2 separate regions of the Homo sapiens genome follow, and region 1 is linked to region 2. A link is an interaction called in ENCODE POLR2A ChIA-PET data of the cell type or tissue named here. Cell type or tissue: MCF 10A. All regions are shown on one strand.

Region 1 (5,000 bases), 460 kb before region 2:
TTCCATATGAATTTTAGAATTGATTTTTTCTAATTCTGTGAAGAATGATAGTGGTGTTTTGATGGAGATTGCATTGAATTTGTAGATTGCTTTTGTCAGTATGGTCATTTTCACAATATTGATTCTACCCATCCATGAGCATGGGATGTATTTCCATTTGTTTGTGTCATCTGTGATTTCTTTTAACAGTGTTTTGTAGTTTACCTTGTAGAGGTCTTTTGACTCCTTGGTTAGGTATATTCCTAAGTATTTTATTTTATTTTATTTTTGCAGCTATTGTAAAAAGGTTTGAGTTCTTGATCTGATTCTCTGCTTGGTCGCTGTTGGTATATAGAAGAGCTACTGATTTGTGTTCATTAATCTTGTATCCAGAAACTTTGCTGAATTCTTTTATCAGCAAACTGGAGGAGTCTTTAGGATTTTCAAGGTAAATGATCATATTGTCAGCAAACAGTGACTTTTTTTACTTCCTCTTTATTGATTTGGATGCCGTTTATTTCTTTTTCCTGTCTGATTGCTCTTGCTAGGACTTCCAGTGCTATGTTGAAGAGGAGTGATAAGAATGGGCATCCTTGTCCTGTTCCAGTTTGCAGAGGGGATACTTTCAACTTTTCCCCATTCAGTATTATGTCATCTGTGGGTTTGTTGTATATAGCTTTTATTACATTGAGGTATGTCCTTTGTATGCCGATTTTGCTGAGAGTTTTAATCATAAAGGGATGCTGGATTTTGTTGAATTTTTTTTCTGCATCTATTGAGATGGTCATGTGATTTCTGTTTTTAATTCTGTTTATGTGGTGTATCACTTTTATTGACTTGCACATGTTAAACCATCCCTGCATCCCTCGTATGAAACCCACTTGATCATGGTGGATTATCTTTTTGATATTTTGTTGGATTCAGTTAGCTAGTATTTTGTTAAGGATTTTAGCATCTATGTTCATCAAGAATATCAGTCTGTAGTTTTCTTTTTTTGGTTATGTCCTGCCCTGGTTTTGGCATTAGGGCTATGCTGACTTCATAGGATGAATTAGGGAGGGTTCTTTCTTTCTCTATCTTGTGGAATAGTGTCAAAAGAATTGGTACCAATTCTTCTTTGAATGTTTGGTAGAATTTTGCTGTGAATCCATCTGGTTCTGGACTTTTTTTGTTGGTAATTTTTTAGTTACCATTTCAATCTCACTGCTTGTTATTTGTCTGTTCAGGGTATCTAATTCTTCCCGATTTAACCTAGGAGGGTTATATTTTTCCAGGACTTTATCCATCTCCTCTAGGTTTTCTAGTTTATGTGCATAAAGGTGTTCATACTAGCCTTGAATAATCTTTTGTATTTCAGTGATGTCAGTTGTAATATCTCCTGTTTCGTTTCTTAGTGAGGCTATTTGGATTTTCTCTCTTCTTTTCTTGGTTAATCTTGATAATGGTCTATCAATTTTATTTATCTTTTCAAAGAAACAGCTTCTTCATCTATCTTTTTTATTTTTTTGTTGTTCGTTCATTTGTTTCAATTTCATTTAGTTCTGCCTTGATCTTAGTTATTTCCTTCCTTCTGCTGGGGTTGCGTTTGGTTTGTTCTGGTTTCTCTAGTTGCTTGATATGTGACATTATAATGTCAGTTTGTACTCTTTCAGTCTTTTTGATGTAGCTGTTTAGGGCTATGCACTTTCCTTTTAGCACCACCTTTGCTGTATCCCAGAGGTTTTGATAGGTTGTGTCATTATTGTCATTCAGTTCGAAGATTTTTTAAATTTCCATCTTGATTTCCTTTTTGACCCAGTGCTCATTCAGGAGCAGGCTATTTAATTTCCATATATTTGCATGGTTTTGAAGGTTCCTTTTGGAGTTAATTTCCAATTTTATTCCACTGTGGTCCAAAAGAATGCTTGATGTAATTTTAATTTTCTTAAAATTATTGAGGCTCATTTCATTGCCTATCATATGGTCTATCTTGGAGAAAGTTCCATGTGCTGTTGAATAGAATGTGTATTCTGCAGTTGTTGGATGAAATATTCTGCATATATCTGTTAAGTCCATTTATTCCAAGATATAGTTTAAATTCATTGTTTTTTTGTTGACATTTTGTCTTGATGACCTGTCTTGTGCTGTCAGTAGAGTATTGAAGTCCCCCACTATTATTGTGTTGCTATCTGTCTCATTTCTTCAATCTATTAGTAATTGTTTTATAAATTTGGGAGCTCCAGTGTTAGGTGCACATATGTTTAGGATTGTCATATTTTCCTGTTGAACAAGGCCTTTTACAATTATGTAATGTCCCTCTTTGTCTCTTTTAACTGCTGTTGGTTTAAAGTTTGTTTTGTCTGATAAAAGAATAGCTACCCCTGCTTGCTTTTGGTGTCCATTTGTGTGAAATGCCCTTTTCCACCCATTTACTTTAAGTTTATGTGGGTCCTTATGTGTTAGGTGAGTCTCCTGAAGGCAGCAGATAGTTGGTTGGTGAGCTCTTATCCATTCTGGAGTTCCATATATTTTAAGTGGAGCATTTAGGCCATTTACATTCAATGTTAATGTTGAGATGTCAGGTACCATTGCATTCATCATGCTATTTGTTGCCCGTGTACTTTGTTTTTTGGTTTTGCTTCTTGTATTTTTGTTTTGTAGGCCCTGTGTGATTTATGCCTTAAAGAGGTTCTATTCTGATGTGTTTCCAGGATTTGTTTCAAGATTTAGAGCTCCTTTTAGCAGTTCTTGTAGTGGTGGCTTGATATTGGTGAATTCTCTCTCAGCATGTGTTTGTCTGAAAAATGCTGTATCTTTCCTCCATATATGATGCTTAGTTTCGCTGGATACAAAATTCTTGGCTGATAATGGTTTTGTTTAAGGAGGCTGAAGATAGGGCTCCTCTCTCTTCTAGCTTGTAGGGTTTCTGCTGAGAATTCTGCTGTTAATCTGATAGATTTTCCTTTATAGGTAACCTGGTGCTTCTGTCTCTCACAGCTCTTAAGATTTTTCCCTTTGTCTTAACTTTGGATAACCTGATGACAATGTGCCTAGGCGATGATCTTTTTCCAATGAATTTTGCAGATGTTCTTTGTTCTTCTATATTTGAATGTCTAGGCCAGGGGAGCTTTCCTTGATTATTCCTCCAAATGTGTTTTCCAAGCTTTTAGAATTCTCTTCTTCCTCAGGAACACCGATTATTCTTAGGTTTGGTTGTTTAACATAATCCCCAACTTTTTGGAGGCTTTGTTCATTTTTTAAAATTCTTTTTTATTTGTCTCTGTTGGATTGGGTTAATTCAAAGACCTTGTCTTCCAGCTCTGAATTTCTTTCTTCTATTTGTTCAATTCTATTGCCGAGACTTTCCAGAGTATTTTGCATTTCTATAGGTGTGTCCAATGTTTCCTGAATTTTTGATTGATTGTTTTTTCTTTGAGCTATCTATTTCCTTGAATATTTCTCCCTTCACTTCTCGTATCATTTTTTGGATTTCCTTGCATGGGGCTTTGCCTTTCTCTGGTGCCTCCCTCTTTAGCTTAATGACTAACCTCCTGAATTTTTTTTTCAAGTAAATCAGGGATTTCTTCTTGGTTTGGATCCACTGCTGGTGAACTAGTGTGATTTTTGGGGGGTGTTAAAGATCCTTGTTTTTTTTGTTTTTTTTGTTTTTGTATTACCAGAGTTGGTTTTCTGGTTCCTTCTCATTTTGGTAAGCTCTGTCAGAGGGAAGGTCTTGGGCTGAAGGCTGTTGTTCAGATTCTTTTGTCCCATGGGGTGTTCTCTGCTGTAGTACACTCCCCCTTTTCCTATGGATGGGGCTTCCTGTGAGCCAAACTACAGTGATTGTTGTTTTTCTTCTGGGTGTAGCCACCCAGCAAGTTTGCCCCGCTCTGGGCTGGTAATGGGGGTTGTCTGCACAGAGTCCTGTGATGTGAGCAGTCTGTGGGTCTCTCAGCTGTGGATACCAGCTCCTACTGGGGTGGAGGTGGCGGGGTTGGGGAGGGTGGTTGTGCAATGGACTCCTTGAAAGTTCTTAGCTTTGGTGGTTTAATGATCTATTTTTGTGCTGGTTGGCCTCCTGCTGGGAGGTGGCACTTTCCAGAGAGCATCAGCTGTAGTAGTATGAAAGGATCCAGTGGTGGGCGGGGCCCTAGAACTCCCAAGATTATATGTCCTTTGTCTTCTGCTACTAGGGTGGCTAGGGAAGGAGCCATCCAGTAGGGGCAGTGCTAGGTGTGTCTGAGCTCAAGTTCTCTTTGGGTGGGTCTTGCTGCAGCTGAGTATTTGGGGTGTGTCCCAGGTTCTGCAGGAGCAGTCCCCTTCCTTCATAGGGTCTGTGGGTCCTCTCAGGACTGCTGATTTGTTCTTGCAGTCCATCTGGAGCTAAAGTGAACAATGTGAGCCTTCCAACGCTGCTCAGTTGGTCCAAGTCGGAGCTGCAATCTAGTTCTGTTTCCCATCCACCTCATGTGAGAATCTGCTTTCCCCCATGTTTCTCTCCAGCCTCTTCCAGGCTTCCTACCCCACCACCCCCACATCGCTGCTCAGCCTCTCTCCTTCCTAGTGGGAGCTGAGGATCCTCAGACTCCATCCAGCACTTCTTTGCTTCAGCAATGGGTTCATGTCAGCGGCAGCTGTGGTCCCAAATTTTATTTGGATTTCATTAGTTTTCCTTAATGTCTTGTTCCTGTTCCAGAATTTCATCCAGCATACCACATTACATTTAGTTGACAAATCTCTTTAGATTACTTTGTACTGTGACAGTTTCTCAGACTTTTTTCTGCTCTTGACAGTATTGAGGAATACAAGTCAGGCATTTTATAGAACGTGCCTTAGTCTGGGTTTCTTTGATGTTTTCCTCATAGTGAAACTGGGGTTATGGGTTATAAGTTTATGGAGGGAAAATCTCAGAGACGAAGTGTCATTCTCATCACAGTATATCAAGGGTACATGCTAGCAACATGATTTAAAACTGAGGATGTTAACCTTGATGACCCTACCAATAGTGTTTGCCAGTTTGGAAATGGATTAATTTTCAACCA
Region 2 (5,000 bases):
AGCAGAGTGGGGAAAAGTCTGGTTCCACAGGAGCTCTTTGGATCCTGGTACTGATGCCTGAGGCTTTTCTGTTTTTCCCCTCCACCCCCACCATCACCATCTTCCTCAGTCTATGACATCCCAGCATTCTCCGAGGCAGCTTCACCTCTGGAACTGAGAAGGGCACCTGCTTCAGGCTTCCACATGGGAGATTTCTCCTTACATAGCAAGCCCGCCAGGACATGGTTAGGATTATACCATTTTTTGGATGTGAAAACTGAGTTTTAGGGGCTTTCTGGAGTCCCATTATTAGGAAGGGGCTACACCAGCATTTAAACTCAGGTCCACCCAACACCAAAGCCAACTTCTGTTTTGCTAATTCCATCTTGCCACAGCCTTCCTTTCCTTCTGTCCCTTGTGTATCTTTTCTCCCTGGCCCTCTCCCTTCCTTCTTGGAGAATGGGAACCTGCTGGCTGCATTAAAAAAAAAAAAAAAAAAAAAACAGGGCTCTTGAGTGAGGCAAGCTTGAATTCTCCCTAGAGTTTTAGCCATGCCTGGGCTGTGCTTCTCTGGAAAACCACCCCTGCCCACGATTCTCAACCTCTTCTGCAGACTAAGCAAGAAGTCCTTCCCTCTCAGGGCTGCTCCCAGGTTCACAGATTACTTATGAGAGTGGGCTTTTTACCCTGGGAAGCGCCTGTTGCTATGAATTATTTCCATCACTTTTCCAACTGACCAGGCAGGCAGCCTGAAACTCAGCAACTCAGACCAACAAGCCCTACAGCAATGTGGGAGGGAGGTGAGGGCCTGGGATGCTTGGCTGAGGGGTGGCCATTTGGGGGAGGGAGAGGGACTTTGGGCAGTAGGTGAAGGGGAAGCTTAGGGGGCAGGGAGGCAGGGGGATTGGAAAGATTTGGAACCAAGAAAAAAAGGCAGACAAAGAAACTTTCAATCAGACTCAAAATCCTCACCGGCCGCCCAATGGTGCTTTTGTGCAGTGACATGAAAGGGTCTGGGGGCTTCGGGAAGGGCCCGTTGGGGAGGGCGTGACTGGCCTTGAGTAATGAGCCTGGCCCCTCGGCCCCTCTGTCTCCCCTGACAGGCCTCCATGTCCTGAGCTGCAGGAACAATCCCCTGATTATCCCTGTGGTCCATGACCTCAGCCAGCCCTTCTACCACAGCCAGGCGGTACGTGTGAGCTTCAGTTCGCCCCTGGTCGCCATCTCGGGGGTGGCCCTCCGTTCCTTCGACAACTTTGACCCCGTCACCCTGAGCAGCTGCCAGAGAGGGGAGACCTACAGCCCTGCCGAGCAGAGGTAAGGGATCCGCGGCAGACTCGCCCTAGGCCACTTGTAGCCGAGTGGAGACAGTGTGATTTTGAAGCTGGGTAGCCATTTGTGTGGATGTAAAAAGTCTGTGCATTTCTCCCTTCTCCATCCATCCTCTGGCCTCTGGCCGGCTCTGCCTTGTGGCCCATGAGTCTCTGAATTCCTGGGGCAATTAAGGGAAACGGTTGTGTGGTGAAAAAAGAACCTCATTCACCTGGCTTGCAGCGGCAGAATTGACAATAGCTTGCAGGTTGACCCTGGAAACATCGGTTTCCTTCTCTGAGCTTCAGTGTCCTCATCTGAACAAAAAGAGGATTAGCTCTCTTTTATCTCTGAAATACTGGAATATTCTGCTTCCCGTGGCACAAGCAGGAGGCATAACCTTCCTAACCAAGGGGGATAGAGTGAGACTGGTATTTGCATCATCCTAGTTCACCGTGTGTTTCAGGGATAGGTGAAATCTCTATGTCTTCCACAAGCCTAGCTCCTGTGACCTCATGAGTGGTCTAAGAGCCTGTCTTTCAACTGCATGACATCACTCCCTCAGTGCTTTTGAGGTGCCATCTGTTAATGCACCTAGTTTGGAGCTACAAGCGAGTGGAGTTTCCTGAAAAGAATACGAGCTTTGGGAATACTCTTACTTGGGTTTGAACCTCCACATTACCACTTCTTGAATGGGTGTTCTTGGGCAAGTCACTTCAGTTTTCTGGGTCATAGTTTTCTATTTTGGAATAAGCAGATGAAATCTACTCCACAGGGTGGTTGTGAGGGTTACATGTTGCACTATAGATAAAAGTATTCCTGCAGACTGTTAGGCACTATGCAAACATAACATATTAAAGAAGAATATTTATAACCATCTTTTGATGATGATGGTGCTGCTTCTGTGCACAGAATTTTTTGTAAAGTTCTTAAAGTTAGAGCTGGAAAAAGCTTCAGAGATTATCTCATGCATCTGACATGTCCAAACTTCTGTGTTACCATGTAGAATCACAGGGCCCAGAAAGGGAAGAACTTGCGCAGAGTTGCACAGCGTCTCTCAGATTTGTTTCATGAGGTCCAGAAGAAGAGAGAGTTGTGATTTTTGTAGGCTACCCAAGAGTGAGGCTCTCTGAAAGTCGATTCAGCCTTGCCCTGTATACCTGGGGGCAAGAAAAAAAAAAGAGAAGAGGGGGACACTAGCCTTTCCCACGCCCCTGTTACCACAGAGGACACAAAAGGTGGTTGCAAAATCCACATTGTTTAGTACCCACTGTCTCTAGCTTCTGTTGTGCAAAGTCTGTCGTAATCTTTCAGAGGCAAGAGCTTCTTAAATATAATTCATTGTCTTATTTCACTCTAAGAGGATGTTTTCCACAAGCCCTTGTTCTCCAGACCCTATAAAAATAAGTTAATTCTCAGAGCCTAGGGAAACCATGTCAATGGAAATCCACTAGACCTTTTCCACAACACTTTCCCATTTTTAACCAGCCTTCCTGACCATCCATAAGTTGACTGAGGCCCAGACTGACTTGTTTGAATTCTCGACGAATGGTGTCTGTGCCCTAAGTAAATAGTAGGAAATATTTAACCACTGAAACATATCGATTGATACGTATTTGTTAGTTCTTTGGTTGTAGGAGGAACATTGAATGAGGGCAAAATGCTGCCCTATATCTGACTAATTATTTGACCTTGGATTAGTCATTCCCCTTCTCTGGGCCTCAGTTTCCCCATCTTTAAAATGATGATGGTGGATTGTGTGGATTCTCTGAGGTTCTTTTCAGTTCTAAATCTGTGTTTCTCAACAGTTAGGAAACATGAGAGAGGACAGGAAGGGACAAACCCTTGTTGAGCCCTTAATAGAAAGGAACATTATCTTATTTTATTATTGCACCTCTTGAATAGATAGGAACAGTATCTTATTTTATTATTGCACCTCTTCTGCGAGGTATGGCTCAGAGAAACAGAGTGAGTGAGTCATGACCATTCAGGCAGTAAGAGGCAAAATCCTGCTTTGTCTGTCCCTGAAAGCCGTGCTCTGCCTACCACAGCAAGGCACGAGTAGCAGAGAAGGAATTTTCATAACTGGACCCATGTGATGATTTATTCAGAGGAACTCTGAGTAAGGGGATGGAGCTGCAGCTCTGAGGTCTTTGGCTGCCTTATCCCTGAGCTTGGATCAGGCTATGACAGGCTGAATCTTGAGGGCTGAGGCTGCAGGGCAGGAGCACCTCCTCCTGAGTGCCCCAGTGGGGAAAGGACAGCAGCTGTTCATGGGGAGCTAAAGAGGCATTTACCAAAACAAGCAGGACTCTGCAAACATGCAAATGCATTAAAACAAACAAACAAGGGAGGAAAGGAAAGAAAAATAAGCAACAACTGTAAAGAACCATGGGATGTTTTCCTTCATTCTCAAAACACCAAAATAAATAGCATCACTTTTTATAACACAAATTTCAACTGGTTGTAGGAGAAACATCCCACTTTACTCTCAGCTGTTTCCCAGGTAGTGAAAAGTACTGTTTCTCCCCTCCCCTTCTCTCCTCCCTCCACAACCTTTCCTCTTTTTCCTGCATCTCTCCCTCTCTCTCCTCTCCCTTTTCTCCCACCTCTCCATCTCCTCTCTCTCTCTCTCCCCCGCCCCCCACCTTCTCTTACCTCCTTTCTCTTCCTCATTTTCTGTCTCTCCTGAGAGCAGTGTGATGCCTACTGTGCTGCCTTGGGAGGAGTCCTGTAGCAAAACCAGTTTGGGCAATGTGTTCCACTCTAGCTTCAGGGGTCTCCAGTCTCTTTGCAGTACTTGGTATAAATTCAGAGACCCAAGAAAACAGGATCAGGTTTCAAAGGAGAGGTCCAGTTGTGCAATTCTAGCCAAATCTCAGCCCCACACCAAGTTGTGGAAAGGAGAAAAGGTGGGGAGGGAAGGATAGTGATGGGGTGTGGGGTGGTTAATAGGCTTCTTTAATGAGAAAAACTACAGTGGTGATATTGAGGCTCCAGTATCTGTCACACACACATACATGCACATACATCATGTTCATCCACGTTGTGGTTCTTAACAGAAATTGAACAGTTTATTATAAAATTGAATGGACCATGTATTTAGAAAAGTAACTTCCTTCCCTCCTCCCTCCATTTATTCTTCTTTCCTTTCATGCTTCCTTTCTTCCTCTCACTCTTTTTCACATTCGCTTTCTTCCTTTATCTCAAACTCTTCCCCATTTCTACAAGCTGGTCCATTCAGAGAGAGACAGTTCTGATTGAGAGCTAAGTTTTAAAAGGCCAACTTTGGGGGGCAACAAGTTCTTCACATGGCTAGATTAACTCTTTCAGCCAGGGAGAACTTAGACTGTTGTTTGTTGGTTGGGGGTGGGGGTGCCCAAAGACTGGAGCCAAGTATTTCTAGAGTCTGTGCCCTGATGAGACCCCATGTGTAGAATATCTCATTAGGTAATGACACAGGGATTCATAGGTAGGATTTGGAACACAGAATGAAGCTGCTCTTGGCCAGAGACCACAGATTGCTCAGATCGCTGCCATAACCTCATTCAACTTCCCCAACCCACAAAGGAATTAGTGCCTCTCAGCACATTGATTGGGAATCACTAGTCTGGGGAATATAACTACAAATGGAACTGCTGTGCCTAAGCATGTGTGTGTCTTTGACTATGCCAAATACTGCCTGACTCTTCTCCAAAATATTGTCCAAT

The links. ChIA-PET counts read pairs that join two places held together with the same protein. Peaks named below come from ENCODE experiments on the same cell type or tissue, not always from the same donor. Only the 100,000 strongest peaks of a DNase experiment are listed, where the experiment ranks them.
Region 1: POLR2A ChIA-PET joins it to region 2 with 5 read pairs; 2 of 35 experiments call an interaction of 5 or more read pairs at or near these places.

Annotation. Positions count from the first base shown.
Region 1 is chr9:115,874,098-115,879,097 of GRCh38, forward strand. No RefSeq gene overlaps it. Among named protein-coding and RNA genes, the nearest start is that of LINC00474, 49 kb to the right of the region's middle. In MCF 10A, no CTCF peak of the experiment used is centred here; no DNase peak of the experiment used is centred here.
Region 2 is chr9:116,333,779-116,338,778 of GRCh38, forward strand. PAPPA (pappalysin 1) reads left to right here. Exons shown (of 22, transcript NM_002581.5): 13 at 1,083-1,296. All of the region lies in intron 1 of PAPPA-AS2 (PAPPA antisense RNA 2), which reads right to left. Among named protein-coding and RNA genes, the nearest start is that of PAPPA-AS2, 27 kb to the right of the region's middle. In MCF 10A, no CTCF peak of the experiment used is centred here; a DNase peak (open chromatin) is centred at 2,543.